Regions from separate parts of the Homo sapiens genome. Here region 1 is linked to region 2. The links are chromatin loops, found by intact Hi-C in ENCODE. Cell type or tissue: endothelial cell of umbilical vein. All regions are shown on one strand. Each heading gives the region's core, and the rest is flanking DNA. Links, peaks and the distances in the headings are about the cores only. Region 1 overlaps TULP4 (TUB like protein 4). Region 2 overlaps TULP4 (TUB like protein 4).

Region 1 (8,335 bases), core at 292-8,291, 51 kb before region 2:
CTGGTTTCAAGATGTCCTATCTTTCCACAGGCTTAACCAACATGTGCCTTACGGGTATTGATGTATGTCTTTGTCTGTAACTTCTGTCTCCCTAAAATGTACAAAACCAAGCTGTGACCTGACTACCTAAGGCACATCACATATTCTCAGGACCTCTTGAGACTGTGTCCTAGGCCATGGTTGCTCATATTTGGCTCAGACTAAACCTCTTTAAATATTGTACAGAATTTGGTTTGTCAACATATTGCATAATTCCACTTACATGAGGTTTGTAGAGTCAAACTCACAGAAAAGATAGTAAAATGGTGCTTCTCATGGACTGGGAGGAGGGAGAAACAGGGAGTAGTTGTTTAATAGGTAAAGAGTTTTAGTTTTGCAAGATGAAAAGGTGCTGGAAATTGGTTGTATAATAATGTAATACACTCAGCACTACAAAACAGTACACTTAAAAATGGTTAAGACGATAAATTTTATGTTATATGTGTTTTACCACAATTAAAAGAAGAAAATATATATTTAAATATTTAATGCCTGCATGTAATTACAGATTTCCCCATATCTGGTATCCCTGCCTCTCTGATGAGCTGAGTAATGTTAGGACACAGATTCTTTTTTTTTTTTTAATGAAGTCTATTCCATTTATTTTTTCTTTTTATATATATATATATATATTTTTATTATACTTTAAGTTCTAGGGTACATGTGCACAATGTGCAGGTTTGTTACATATGTATACATGTGCCACGTTGGCGTGCTGCACCCATTACTCATCATTTACATTAGGTATATCTCCTAAATGCTATCCCTCCCCGCTACCCCCACCCTACAACAGGCCCTGGTGTGTGATGTTCCCCTTCCTAGGACACAGATTCTTGTTCATTATCACCTCCACTGTCAACTCCCTCCCAGGCATACGTCTATTACGCGCTGCTGATAATTCATCCTCCACTATAACTGACTCAAACATAAGGTGGCCTAAAGATTTCTGGGAAATAAAAACAAATAGAAAGGGGGCCCATCTGTGTATACTTTCTTAAAGACTTTTAAGCTTTTAAAATTACTGCTTAACAACAATTTAGTTAAAATGTAAAGGTTCATCACTGGCATAACAAATATAAAATCAGAGTGTGACAGGGTTCAGGACATGCTTCCCCAAATATGACTGTAGGAGACTAGAATAAGCCACCACAGATCTGCCTCTTTGGCGTAAGGATAATTTCGAGATGGTTATTTTGAGATACACACAGGGTAAAGACACAGGGTAGGTAGGCCAGGAGTGGTGGCTCATGCCTGTAATCCCAGCACTTTGGGAGGCTGAGGCAGGTGGATCACCTGAGGTCGGGAGTTCAATACCAGCCTGGCCAACATGGCAAAAACCCGTCTCTACTAAAAAAACATACAAAAATTAGCCGGGCGTGGTGGCGGGCACCTGTAATCCCAGCTATTTAGGAGGCTGAGGCAGGAGAATTGCTTGAACCCGGGAGGAGGAGGTTGCAGTGAGCCGAGATGGCGCCACTGCACTCCAGCCTGGGCAACAAGAGTGAAACTCCAATTCAAAAAAAAAAAAAAAAAAAGGAAAAAAAAAGACATAGGGTAAACTCTGAAGAGTTACCCTTTTGTAAGAGAAATTACATCTACAAAGAAAATCTGGCTGGGCATGGTGGCTCATGCCTGTAATCCCAGCATCTTGGGAGGCCGAGGCGGGCAGATCATGAGGTCAGGAGATCGAGACCATCCTGGCTAACATGGTGAAACCCCATCTCTAGTAAAAATACAAAAAATTAGCTGGGCGTGGTGGCAGACACCTGTAGTCCCAGCTACTCGGGAAGCTGAGGCAGGAGAACGGTGTGAACCCGGGAGGCAGAGCTTGCAGTGAGCCAAGAATGCGCTACGGCACTCCAGCCTGGGTGAGAAAGCGTCTCAAAAAAAAAAAAAAGAAAGAAAAAAAGAAAAGAAAATCTACATATGTAAGGGTCTCTCTCTCTCTGCACCAAGAAGAGAAGGATGACTGGACTTCTGGAGACTTAAAAAAAAAAGAAAAGACATTGGCTTAAATCTGCAGAATGAATATCACCCTTCTTTCTCTGTTTCCGTGAAGCATTTAAGCCTGTAGTCTAAGAGAATGTTTTGAGCTACTCTAGAGACTTACTCATTTCTTTGGGTTAACTCCCACGTATGCAGGAGATACACAAGTTATTAAACTTCTGTTTGTTTTTCTCTTGTTAATCTGTCTTTTGCAATGGGGAGTCCTGCTAAGAACTCACTAAGAGTAGAGAAGAAAATTACTCTTCCTCTCCTACAAGTGAATAAGTGAAGATTCAGCATTCACTTCTGCAATTTTCTGATTTCTGCTTCAGACTGATGATAAACACCAGCTTACTCTGCTTATTCACTATGTGCTCATTTGACTGGGAAATAGAATAAAGCATTCTGGTTAAAAGGCAAAAACTGCTTTCTCCCTTATTTCTCCTGGTTTACCCACCACAACCTAAGGTAAAAAAAGATTAAAATAAAATTTGTCAACAATAATTATAATAACCTATTCACTAGTATACTGCTGAAAATGTACTTGTTTCCAGAGAACATCCTTACCTGCACGAGAGTGTCCAGTGTGAAGATGTGCTCCCCACGAACATTGTAGAACTTGACCATGGCACTCTTCAGAAGGGGACCATTGGGAAGCTCACCAAGCTGGGTCTGCCGTTCCATCCCAGCGACTGCCAGCAAGTCCCCCTGTGTGCACCACTGGGCTACCACCTCTGAAACAGAGGAGAGAGGGTCAGCACAAGGACACAGCCCTCCTCAAACTGCCACTCAGCAAGCCTACTGTCTTCAGTAGTTTAAAAAATACAGACACTGAGCAAATACAACAAAAATATATTCATGGTTTTTTCCTTTTTTTTTTTTTTTGAGACGGAGTTTCACTCCTCTTGCCCAGGCTGGAGTGCAATGGCGTGATCTCGGCTCACTGCAACCTCCGCCTCCTGGGTTCAAGCGATTCTCCTGCCTCAGCCTCCCGAGTAGCTGGGACTACGGGCGCGTGCCACCACACCCAGCTAATTTCGTATTTGTAGTAGAGATGGGATTTCTCCATGTTGGTCAGGCTGGTCTCGAACTCCCGACCTCAGGTGATCTGCCCGCCTTGGCCTCCCAAAGTGCTGGGATTACAGGCGTGAGCCACTGCACCCAGCCCATATATTCATGTTTTAGCTCATGAATACAACCAATTTCTCTGAAGATGATGGATTCTATTAAAAACAGGTGTTTGTCACATGACTGGGGATTGTAGTTTACTGAAACACAACCAAATTAGGTAGAAATCATGATCTAATAAAGTTAGCATGTTAAATATGTATCTCCAATTCCAGTATTTCCATGAGACTTGTAGAACTTCCTTTTTTTTTTTTTTAAGAGACAGCAAGACAATAAAACCTATGACTGTATATTCATATAAGTACTGGTCCCACTGCTGTGGCCTCCACTCCCAGGGATGACTCAGAGAGTTTATAAATGCCAAAAGTAAAAAGCACATCGAAAACAAAGTCTTAGTTTATATTCATTTGATTTCTGGGCACTACTGGGCAGATAAGGTTCATACAAAGGACACACATGCATATGAGAATGCTGACTCTTGTCATTTGATGATGTTGTGGGGCTTAGAAAAGAAAATAAATACCCCTGCTGGGAGACAGTTTTTTCAGCATAATTTCCACATTGGAAATTCGATGCCCACCTACAAACTACTCAGTGCCTATAAGAAATGGTTATTAAAAGGTTTATCTTATCCCAATGAGAGCAATTTACTTATTTCTTGCTGGTAAAACAAAAGCCATTAGTATTAATAAGATTTATGACATTTTTTTTTTCTCCTTCAAGACCCTAAAATCGTAATCTGGTTTATACAGAGATCTCTGAAATCTAGAACTAAAGTGGCCCACTTTGCAGAGAAGCTGGGCGGAACTTAAAAGAAAATGCTCTGCCCTGATGGGCACATATTTCAGAGATGGGGCTAGAATTCAGTGGTCCCCGGGCTCTATCAGCACACACATGACAATACCCCTTATTCATGCATGGTCATGATTTTGATGCTGCCACCAGAACATTCTGAGGTTGCTGAAGCTCTTTCACGTCTCTTGAAAACTAGAGTGTGTCTCCTGGGACAAGACAGGTTTCCAGACCCAGGGAACACGGGACTTTCTCATGAAGTTAGCTGCAGGGCAGAAAGTAGGGAGACAAAGGGCTGAGCCAAAGCAGTTACAGATGAATAGAAAATGGAAAAAAACCTGCCACAATCAGGAAATGAAAAATTACATAAAAGAACCAAAAACATCCTGGTGAATCAGATTCTTTTACAAATGCGAGGGGAAGCTAGAGGATTCGTGCACATACTAAATGTGCTCTGGGCATTCAATGCCTGGATCTATCTCAGGGAAAAGCCTGCTTGTGATCAGGAAACTGAGATGACGTTCTCTGGAGAGCAGCTTTGGGCACACAAGGAAACCAAAAGGTGAGGCACTAACATAAACAGTCATAGTAGTAACAAAGATGACGGTGTCTCAAGCTTCTTAGGACAGAAGCATCATTGTAATATTGTAGAAATAAAGATGACGACATGAAATTTCCACAGCTCCTCACCTGAACTGCACCATTCTTGTATTTATTTTTAAAATAATATTTTTTTGAATTGTATTGCAAGGTGGCTTTCCCCAACAGAAAAGTGGGTTGTTGCCCCTGCAGAGCTGACCTATGATGCTTTCGGAAACTGCTCAGGGACTCAGCAAGCAACCTGGGGCACTCCCAGGCTCTGTCTACGAGATGGGCTATCTATCTGAGGCAAGAATGAATCCAAATGTTTACAAGCAAACTCTCAGGGACTTCTTTTTTTTTTTTTGAGACAGAGTTTCACTCTTGTTGCCCAGGCTGGAGTACAATGGCGCGATCTCGGCTCACTGCAACCTCCGCCTCCTGGGTTCAAGCGATTCTCCTGCCTCAGCTTCCTGAGTAGCTGGGATTACAGGCATGCGCCACCATGCCCAGCTAATTTTGTATTTTCAGTAGAGACGGGTTTTCTCCATGTTGGTCAGGCTGGTCTCAACTTCCCGACCTCATGTGATCCACCCGCCTCGGCCTCACAAAGTGCTGAGATTACAGGCGTGAGCCACCGCGCCCGGCCAGGACTTCTTCTAATGCAGGTGCAAAGTTATAATGAGATGACTGTCATCTGCAAAGGCGAATCACTCTTTCAAAAAAGATTAAATTCCATGTAAATAATGCCATTTCTTGTTCCAACGATTATGGAGCTACATGCATCAAGCGATATAGCAACGTATGTGAGTGCCTCTGATGATTTAGCATAAAGCAGTCCTGAGCCACATGACAGGCACAGCCGCGACCAGGGACACAGGCTATCTCATAAAGTACTAGCATGAAGAATTCAGCAGTGGGACTAAGAAAGAATAACCCTGAATTGTTCAGTGTCAGCCAGGAGTATGTGAGTTTTCTGCAGGAGTTGAATTCCTAGGGCAAGAGTTTAAAATTTTCAGAAATTAGTGGGAAAATCAAAGTAAAAGAAAATACTCATTCAATTTCTACATGTCATTATGATAAAGAAGAGAAGGATACAGAAGCCTAGATATAGTCAGGACAGAACTTTTTTGTTTCAGAAACTTTTTGTAAATGATGTCTGTCTTATTTAAAAAATAATCCCCAGTATCTTTGCCCAAGACTTGAGTAATAATTTTGTTTGAATCTCCTATTTTTAAATTTGTTTCAGAATACAACCTAAAAGGAACAAACTAATGCTCTACTCAGTAGGCCTCTTTTCCCTTTTCCTAAAGCTCGTGGCCCAGAGTCTCTAATCTCACCCTCACAGGCAATGGGGAGTTCTAGAGCACACAAGAGGTCCGTACTCTGGAAGCATCTATGTTTCTTCTCAATGATTTTGGGGGGTGTGGGTTTTCGGTCTCTGATATGTTTTACACAAAAAAATTCAGCACACCTACACTATTCTCTTTTAGCCAGAAAATCTTATGGATCCTTTTTGGTAAAAGTCTGGAAGGTTATATGAAGTCAGTGAAAATTTAGTTCTTTTGTATTAACAAGAAGCCCTTTGTGTGGTATTACTGGGTCAAAAAGAGGCAGCTAAATTTTAACAGAAAAAGAAAGGAGTGCTTATCAAGCACCATATATATTGCAGCTACTGTTTGGAGTCTGAAGTTATCCAGTTCTTTGTCCCTTAGATTACCATGTGCATGATTCACCTCTTTATTAGTCATTAGACATGCATGTTGTGTATGTGCATACACACGTGCATGTGGAGCAGTGGGGGGTGGAGGAAAGAGCAACTAATTAATTAGCAAAGTGTGTGATGATAAAATAACAGGTACATTTTTTTTTCCTTTAAGAAGTATGTTTCACTGCAAGGACTGAAAAAAAGGGGCACGTACTCAATGAGGACGACGTGGGCAAATCTTATCAGGTCTGCCCACAGGAGCAGATGGCATCAATGACTGAAACCACCTGCCTCAAAAATTCCCTCCTCATTTTTTCAGTGTGCTTAATGAAATGACAAAAAGAGAAAATTCTGCAAAACAAAAAACACAAACAAAGCTCAGGGGTTGGAGCTTTTAATTTCAAGGCAAGTGTGGGATGAAATGAGTGCCTCTGGGAGTCTGCTTTGCCACTGAGGGATGAACTGGCTTGGGCAGAAAATTCCTGAACTCCTGATTGAATTATTTCTACTCAGGAAAAGAGTAGAAGTCATAACAATGGGTAAAAACCCCAAGCAAAGTGAATCAATTCCCTGCTTATTGCGTGATGAAGAGAAGTCCCTGTTCTGAAGGAAGAGAATCTGAAGAAGGCAGAACTTCCTCAGCAAACCACGGCCAAGCAAAATCAGAGCCTAACCCTCCCCAGAACCCGGCCTTTGAGCCCACAGACACATCTGCAGTGAAAATGAAGTGTGCTGGCTGATGCAGAAGAGGCCTGGGCAGGGACCAAGAGCTATGTGGAATTCTAGGTTCTTTTGCACAGGTCGTAAATTCCAGTGCTGGTGATACACTAAAACAATAGTGCGAGTTACCTTCCTTCGCTGCCAAAGTTCTTTAGTGATGTTCCTCTGAGACAGTAATAGAGAAAAACCAAGTGGATCGGAGACCTTTTTAATTTCCTCTATGAGACAAGTGGCTGACCTGTCTGTAATAGAACAGATGACCCCAGGCTAAAAACATTGCCATGTGCCGTCTCCAACAGTATTCTGGTTGTCTCATCCCAGTATTTACCAACATAGCCCGTAAGATAGTGGATAAAAAAATAAGTTACAAAACAAAAATGATTGCTATTCATACCACATGTAAAGGCTAAGTCCTTAAAACATTCTGATCCCAAGAGAGAAAAGGTAAATTGCCTACATATAGCACTGTCGGGGCACAGAGAACGAGATCCCAAGTATGGTGTTTTGGTACACTGAACATTTTTTTTTTTTTTTTTGAGATGGAGTCTTGCTCTGTCGCCCAGGCTGGAGTGCAGTGGCGTGATCTCAGCTCACTGTAACCTCCACCTCCCAGGTTCAAGCAATTCTCCCACCTCGGCCTCCCACGTAGCTGGGATTACACGCACACGCCACCATGCCTGGCTAATTTTTGTTGTTTTTTAGTAGAGATGAGGTTTCACCATATTGGCCAGGCTAGTCTCGAACTCCTGACCTTGTGATACACCCACCGCAGCCTCCCAAAGTGCTGGGATTACAGGCGTGAGCCATCGTGCCCGGCCTGAGCATTTTGAATTAAAGACAACTGGAAGGCCTTAGAACAGAGGTGTCCAATCTTTTGGCTTCCTTGGGCCACACTGGAAGAAGAAGAATTGTCTTGGGCCACATAAATACATGAATACTAACAAGAGCTGATGAGCTTAAACAAACAAAAAATCTCATAATGTTTTCAGAAAGTTTACAAATTTGTGTTGGGCCACATTCAAAGCTGTCCTGGGCTGCATGTGGCCCACAGGCTGCAAGCTGGACAAGCATGCCTTAGAAGCTGCTTCAGAGCCAGGGACTTTCTGATCTCCTGCTTTCCCCAAATAACCAGGAAAGACTTAACCACCAGAGAAGAGAATAAAAGTTGTCGAAACCTTTGGTCACAGTAAGAGTTCTACCCCTCACCTTCCCATAACTTACAAGTCCTGTTCAGTTCCTAAGAATTATTAACAAGGTAACGTCTACCTCCTGGATCCATTCATTTCCCCTAGAAATCACTTACTACTAATCATGATTGCCTACCCACCTCCCCATTTCCCTCCTTTCCATGGAAAGGGTATAAAAACTTCAACCATGTGGCCT
Region 2 (8,335 bases), core at 313-8,312:
TGTGATGTGATCAGACTTGAACTAATTAGAATGCAGTCAATAAAGGGAGAAGACTGGGGGCGAATGCAGGGATCAGGGCAGGGAACAGACAGAGCTCACACGAGAGTCCACAGGGAACCAGCCCCACTGACACGGCTTCCTAACAATGAGAGACAGTGCGAACATGCCCACTACTACAAAAACAAAGAGGCGACCTGGGGCCCATCCGCACCCAGCACCTGCCTCTCAGATGGTCCTTCATCTGCTAGTCCTGTGCTGTGGGGAAACTATTTTAACAACATTTACTATGGATTTGAATCAGGGTATTATTTATTTAGTATGGAAAGAGGAAAGGGTGAGTACTATTTAGGTTCATTTTCCTCCAGAAGCAAAATTTTCCGTATCTAACTTATTTCTGAATAGTTTAGCATCTAAATCATCTAAATGTGGTTAATTTGGAAAAAAAAATACATACTTGAAAAATCTAAGTTGTTTACGATTTATCACAGAGGAAATAACAAGAAATTATAAGCTTCAAATTTTCTGAGTATAAGAACTTTGTTTTTTAATTTGAAAAATTCTGATCACTTATCTAAAAAGGTAGCAACTCGGCTAGGTGGCTTTTGAGAATAGGTGAGTGCCGGAGGAGTCTGAGGGAAGCCTCACAGGGCCCAGTAAAAGTAGCGAGGGACTGAGGGTTATGGAATGGTCCCCGGACACCATGAGCCACCAAACCAACACGGCAGGGCTCACCCTGGAGAATGTTCCCTGAGGCTGTTCCTGATTGGCCCATCCTGGTAATCATGAATTAATTCAGTCTGACACATTCAGCACACATTTTTTACATTCATGCTATGTGACTAATACTGAGTTGGTGGCTATGAAACACACCTGTTGTTCTCAGGTAAGTTCCAGCTGGGAAGTCAGAACCTCCAGACATGCAGCTAGATACTGACATATATCAATAAAATAAGAGCTATTACTAACCAGGCAAGAGTACTCTTGCTATGAATAAAAGAAGATTTGAACCCTTGTCTACTCCCAGCATTTTGTGCCTAATAGCTAATTATAATAGTTGTGAACATGTGGCACTGGTGTTAATGGTTTCCAAATTCTAATTTATATCTGAAAATAAAAAGGACTGATAGTTAAAGACTTCCACAGTGCCCAGGACCCTCCTCACACCCTCTGTCCAAAGTACAATTTCTGCTTTCAGACCAACACATAAACCCCGGGACTTCTCAAAGCGATGCCATGGACACACCTGATTTTAGGTCTTTAAACTTGTGTCTAGGGCACCAGAGGGCTAGGAGGAACCCCCAGGAATCACCTGATTTAGTGTGCCTTGAGCAGCCTTGGTTGGCCACACTTGGTGTTATCTGCACTTGTTGTAAAATGTATAATAAAATCAAATTTTTCAAGAGAAATTATTACCCACTTAAAGTGTGAAGAATATCATAGCTCTTTTTTAAAACTGCAAAAATCAGAGGCAGCTGTGAGGTTGCAATCTTTTGAGACCTGGTGATCACTAGAAAAACTGAATCCAGTTGATGGCTCACCTTGCATGGATGTGGACACTGAGAACTCCCAGGTGGCCCCATCTAGCGGAATCCTCTCTGTTGAGACCCTCTTCCTTGCTCTAGTCATAGCTCTGTGGATGCAGTGCTTACAGAACTATCAGCTTGTGAACACCACCCACCCCCCACAGGTCTGTGCTGCTTGAGGAAAAGGACAGAGGCATGTTCACCTTTGAATACTGACACACAGCAATTATGAATATATTGTGCAAACAATAATATATCATTAGAAGTTGTAATCCTTGTTAACTTATATCTTTGAACTATATAGAAGGTATTGGAAACTATTTCAAGTAGTTTACTTTTTTTTTTTTTTTTTTTCACTTTTACCTAAGTTGGCCTCGACCGCATAGCCTCGCCTCCTTGTACGCCAGGACAACCGGCTGGAGCCACCGCAGCTCCCTCAAGTAGTTTACTTTCAATTCCCAAAGGCATTTGAACAACAGCATATACTGCCTGCCTGCCTATGATAAACCAGACATTGTTAGGTGCCAAGGACCGCGATTAGGACATCTTGTCTCCCTGGAGTTCAGTTTCCTAAACAGACATTAATACAGTCCTTTGTACACAGACAAAGGAGGGGGCTCAACTCATGTGGGGAGCAGGGCAACAAACCCAGATTCATTTTTTTAGCTTAGTTTAAAAAATCCTGTATTAGAATTACTGATTTTTTTTTAAGTTAGACCAACATCAACAAAAGTCCTTAAATGACATTGAACATGTCATAAAATTTAGGATTTCCAAATGGTAAATAAAAGCCCACTTCACAGACATCTTTCAGATCTGCCAATGATTTGACCCAAGCACTAGAATCCACAAATGTGCATGTGGCTACAATTTGGTCCCTAACACATTAGTTATTTAAGCCCATAGTCACTCATGTACTTCAGAATGGCCACTGTGGAATAGAACATGACAAATTAAGAACACGATGTTCATGACTGATCAGTTTTTAAATTATTTCCTTATTTAAATGTAATACCAATGAATACTCATCCACTATGACTCTCTCTGTAAAATAATACTTGATGACAAGATGTCATACTCCAGAGGAGAGAGGCTAGCCACATTTACATTTTTGCCTTTAATATCCATCAAAAACAAACCTCTCCATGAAAAAGGCTGCACAGTCACAGCATGACACAAACACAAAAGAGTGGAGGCAAAACATATTTTTAAATGATTTCTAATGTGAAATTGAAGATTTTTTGGTCTTATGACAACACAGTTGCCATTGTTGGATAAACGAAATGTTCACAGACTCAATTTCATCTTTTAGAAATTCTTAATCAGTGGCCAGGTGCGGTGGCTCACGCCTGTAATCCCAGCACTTTGGGAGGCAGAGGAGGGCAGATGACGAGGTCAGGAGATTGAGATCATCCTGGCTAACACGGTGAAACCCCGTCTCTACTAAAAATACAAAAACTAGCTGGGCGTGGTGGCGGGCACCTGTAGTCCCAGCTACTCGGGAGGCTGAGGCAGGAGAATGGCATCAACCCGGGAGGCGGAGCTTGCAGTGAGCCGAGATCATGCCACTGCACTCCAGCCTGGGCGACAGAGCAAGACTCCACCTCTAAAAAAAAAAAAGATTCTTAATCAGTTGAGATGCAGCAGTACATGGAAACATAGTCCCATTTACATACTTTGCTAAGAGTTCCAACTAGTATAAACGAAAAGGTGAGTAACACCCTTAAATTAGAGACAGAAATCTTTCCAGTGATTTTTGGTTTAAAAATAAAGCCAAACTGCTAATGCTGTTATTCTCATTTCCTCCCCTGTCTATAATTCACAGCTGCAGCCTTATCTCCCAGTAGCTTACTTCCTGTTCTCTAAATCCTTCCAGCCTATTTGGCAATGTTAGGACACACCAGAATGTTGAGGAATTACCAGCTGGGGGCCAGCTGGGTTCTCAGTTGCCCGAATTTTGTGCTATGGGGCCATGGATCTGCGCAGTTATCCAGGTATAGAGCTTCCCTTCCCTTTTCAAGGAGAATGTGACTCTCGTTGACTCTCAGCACCAAAGAACTTCTGTCTTGGGGTATTAGCTAAAGTGTATGTTCTTTGACTAAGAAGTCAGAGGAAAGGGTTAGTTTTGACCTAGGCCTTTGATGGTTCAAAAAGATACCAACCTATTACCCTCTCCAATATAAGACATGTTCTCTCATTTTAGAGTGTTACTATTATCAGTGAAGTTATTAAAGGCAGGAAAATCTACACAAAAAAACATAGGGCAGAACTGCAGAAAGCCTACATTTGGGCCATAATCTAAGGCCCTAAGTCAGTCACATCACTTCTTACACCTAGAACTACTTTTAGGGAAGGCAAAACAAGCATCACTTTGCCCATCCCAAGGACGTTCATCTTCTGAGTCAGGAGCCCTCCAAAGGGTGTTGATAGATTTACACAAGAAGCCATCTCAGGGAACAACCAATGTCATCACTATTCAGAAGGATTTCTCTCAACCTAAAACAAATGTAATTTGAATGAACACTAAATACACACAGCTCAAGGAAGAAATCCCTGTGATTATCACCACTCTGTTCTTCTTATTCTGCAATTTATTAAGTGAACCAGCAACAACTACAATTGTGCAAGAAAAACAAAGTGATTGCCAATTTAATTGTAGACACATGTGGTCATTTTAACGAACCAAAAGCACCCTGAAAAGGAGGCTGGAAGAAATTCAACTAGAACAATGGTTCTGCAGACTGCTGCCCCCAGAGATGTCACCGGGAGGTCAGTGGTGAGGAAGGCGGGCTCTGGAGTCTGGCTGCCTGGCTCTGACTCCGGGCCTCGTCATTCACTCACCAGCTGCACAGCTGTGGCCACCAGGACCCTCTTGCTGCCCCTTTCCTCGTCTGCTTGACGCAAGCCATGGTAGCACACCCCTCACGGAGTTGTGAGGAGTATCTTAAGAAAGGACCTCAGACCGGGGCCAGGCACACCGCAAACATTCAGCAAATGAGAGCTCTGTGTTATTAATTCACAAACTCAAAACTCCAGAAGATAAAGACTGCTTCAGCACAGTATTTACATATACAGTTTCCTCTTTAATAAAAGATAAATGTTTTGAAAGGTAATCTCCCTTTCCAGACCTGTCTCCCACCACTTGCACCCCTTACCCAACTCTGTAACTTAAAAAGCAACATCACCACATGCTTCGTGCCACCCTTGGCCAGGAACACCCTTCTGCCCCTTGCCGCCTGGTGAGTAAAGCCTTCCCTGAAGTTCCAAGCACTCCCGCTTGCTCTGCGTGCAGCACCTTCTGCACAGTCCCGGCCCATACGGTACACTGCGCTCCGTCACACAAATGTTCCACACCAGACTGAGAACTTTGTAGCTTTTGTTCTATTAAACTATTCTTGAAAGATGATTAACCGTTATCTGTTCCCTCTCTCTCTCTCAAGAGTAAGATGTTAAAACTGATTCAAATGATAAGGGGTTGGATAACAGCTTTATTGGGACAAAATTCACATATGTAATTCACCCATTGTCAGTGTACAATGCAATGGTTATTAGTATATTCACAGAGTTGTACAACCTTTACAATATGTTTTAGAACATCTACCTCAACCCTCAAAGCCCTGTACTTTTTAGCTACCACCAACCAACCCCACAATATTTCCCTCCAGCCCTAAGCAACCAATTCTCTGTTGTTACAGATTTGCCTACTCTGGACATTTCATATAAAAGGAATCATACGATATGTTCTCTTTTGTGACCGGCTTCCTTCTCTTAGCATGTTTTCAGGGTTTATCCATGTTGTACCATGTATCAGTGTTTACCTTTTAAATATAGCCCAGTAACATTCCATTGTATTGAGAGACCACATTTTGTTGATCTGTTCATCAACTTTTAGCTATTATGAATACTGCTATGAACTTTTGTGTGCAAGTTTTTTTTTTGTATAAACATGTTTCATTTTTCTTGGGTCTATACCTAGGAGTGGAGTTGCTGGGTCAAATGATAATTCTATGTTCAACTTTTTGAGGAACTACAGGACTGGTTTCCAAAATGATGCACCAACTTACATCCCCACTAGCAATGGCTGAGGTTCCCAGTTTCTCCAAATTCTAATACTTGCTATTGCCTGTCTTCTAAAAAATGACAGCCACCCTGGTGAGTGTGCAGCAGTTTGATTTGTGTTTCCCTGATGGTTAATGATGCGGAGCATCTTCTCATGTGCTTGGTGGCCATTTGTGTGTTTTTTGAGAAATGTCTATTCAGATTCTTTGCCCATTTTTAGTTGGGTAGTCTTTACTATTACTGAGTTTCTCTTAAGCCCTCTGAAACACTAACTACATGTGAAGAAAACTTTAGATTTTACTTTCAGATAGCCAAATTTATTTCTGTCATTTGAATGTTCACAAATCCAGTTCTCATTCAAACACAATTCAGTTAATCTCAGTTGGTTGGCAAGAATCTGTGAATGAAATGGCCTAGAGATAATACAGGAACTCAGAAAACAGATCTGTGGTCAAAGCCCTGGAATCTGGGGACCGCCGTGCCTCTAACCAGTTCTGAACCTGCATGTGCTGGGGGGTGACCTTCTAGTCCCAGCTTCCTTAGGACATGTACCAGGAAACACAGTTACACATTCCTTCCTGTATTTTCCAAACTTTTTTGTCAGAAAATAATATATCTTCTTATTGGATAGAGTTTATATTATTAGCCAGGCCTGAATTAGGAAAAAGTGAACTCCACACCAAATCTGATATGAATGCGAAACTACCATTCCATGCTTCTCATCTATTAAGTGGCAGCAAGATTCTTCCATTAAAGCAAGATAAAACAATGCTGAAGAGCTACATTATAATTACGGTCTGGAGGAAACCCAACAGTTAATACTTTCATCTTTTGACCATATTCAGGCATTCATCTGCCTCAAAATCCTGTGGAATAGTACCCCCTATGACTCTAACTTCTATTCTTTTCCACTCATCATAGCTGCAAACTCCTGAGTAAAAATTCTACTGGAAAGTATGTTCAATCACATGCACTATTCATTGAGGTTGCAAATCACTTTGAAAACTTGTGAAATTCACATTTTTCCTCATCACTTCTTTTCACTCACTCTCAACTAAATACCCTTGGTGTATCTAGTAGTTATTAGTATTAATAGTTAATTTAGAGCTAAAACAGACATCTGTTTAGCTCTAAACATAAATGTTTAGTGCTCTGGCTCACAGATGAGGAAAGGTAGGCTAATGAGGTGAATAAGCTTTCCTAAGGTCACAAAGCAAGTTCAAGGTTAGGTCAGGGTCCAAGAGGCTCTGTCTTCTCTCTCTTGTTCAGAGCACCTGTTAACCAAGCTGTCACCTGTGGCCGTCAATCACTCAGCCAATGAGTATTCAGGAAGCACCAAACAGGTGCATTCAGGGAGGACACAAAGAGGGGAGAGACGCCTGCCCAAGGAGCACCTGGTGGAACACTCAGAGGAGCCACTTCATTCTTTGCTTTTTAAGCATGTGTTCTTGCTGTCATACTTCTACAATGCAAAAATGTCCTAGAAAACAACTGTATCAATTAGTTCTGGTTCTGAGGAAAGAAAATAAAATCACACTAAAGAGAAATAAACTAAGACGTTCCTGGTGGTGTGTGTTGGGAGACGCCGAGGCAAGGCTTGTACGTCTGACATAATGTAAAAGATTCTTGGAACATGTCCGGGATCCAGGGTCTAAAACTCCTTGTGGCCTTTGGAACGCCAAGCTCTGTGCTAAAGGGTGGAAGGCTACCCTGACGCACCATAATCTCAGCCCAGGGCATAAAAACCCCTTGTGGCTTGGATAGAATCCAGGGCTCGTGGCTCTGGAATGTGTCTAGACTTGCTGGCTCCTTGCTCCTTGCTCCTTGCTCTCCCAGGATCGATTGTATCTTGAGTTAAAAGAACCTGCTCTCCATTATCTCAAGTAGCAGAGCATATGCTAAACCGTCACAGCTGTAAATCATGTGCTTAATGCAACGGTGCCCTTTTGACCCCCACATTCTCAACACCTGTTTGATCACCAATAAATAGTCTGGGCTCCCAGAGCTCGGGGCCTTCGCAGCCTCTACACACTAGCGATGGCCCCCTGGACCCACTTTCTCTCTCAAACTGTCTTTTCTAATTCCTTTGACTCCGCTGGACTTCGTCACCCCCACGACCTGGTGTTGGGTCTGATCACCCCAACAGGTGTGTTATAAATGATTTTTAAACTTTTCCTTATTTTCTGATTTTCCCACAATGACCATATTTTACTTCCATCTTCTCATACGTCTGAAAAAACTATCTTGTTAGACAGTGAATTTAAACAATGTATTTCAGCAACAATAAGTTTAAGTCATTTTTACATACATTATTTTACATAGCTTATTTTAGCTCCACAAACATCTTAGAAGGAGGTACTGCCATGACTATTACCTTGTTTCAGGTAAGTGAAGCTGAAAGAAGGTTAAACTCTCTCCATAGACTTTTTTTTTAACTTAAAAATCTTAGGCAATATTTATGACATATATAACAGTTTAAAGAAAAATTTACTATGAAATGTTCTCATTCGGCTTAAAATATCACCAGTACTATCCAGAGCCCTCTGTATTCCTCTCAGACCTCAATCTTTTCTTGTCTGAGGAAAAAAATGACCTTATGGATATTTCATGTTTTTAATTCACAGGCATTTTTTTTTTTTTTTTTTTTGAGACAGAGTCTCCTCTGTCGCTCAGGCTGGAGTGCAGTGGTGCAATCTCGGCTTGCTGCAACCTCCACCTCCTGGATTCAAGCAATTCTCCTGCCTCAGCCTCCT

The links. Peaks named below come from ENCODE experiments on the same cell type or tissue, not always from the same donor. Only the 100,000 strongest peaks of a DNase experiment are listed, where the experiment ranks them.
Region 1: a loop joins it to region 2, with 5 times the contacts of the local background. A loop is called at or near these places in 2 of 110 quality-filtered maps.

Annotation. Positions count from the first base shown.
Region 1 is chr6:158,455,987-158,464,321 of GRCh38, reverse strand. It overlaps TULP4 (TUB like protein 4), which reads right to left. Exons shown (of 14, transcript NM_020245.5): 6 at 2,593-2,759. Among named protein-coding and RNA genes, the nearest start is that of TMEM181, 100 kb to the left of the region's middle. RefSeq lists an enhancer at 1-535. In endothelial cell of umbilical vein, for the core only: no CTCF peak of the experiment used is centred there; DNase peaks (open chromatin) are centred at 3,501 and 4,351; H3K27ac peaks cover 2,370 bases.
Region 2 is chr6:158,404,669-158,413,003 of GRCh38, reverse strand. All of the region lies in intron 1 of TULP4 (TUB like protein 4), which reads right to left. Among named protein-coding and RNA genes, the nearest start is that of SNORA116, 86 kb to the right of the region's middle. RefSeq lists an enhancer at 1-1,103. In endothelial cell of umbilical vein, for the core only: no CTCF peak of the experiment used is centred there; DNase peaks (open chromatin) are centred at 3,333, 4,273 and 6,313; H3K27ac peaks cover 5,774 bases.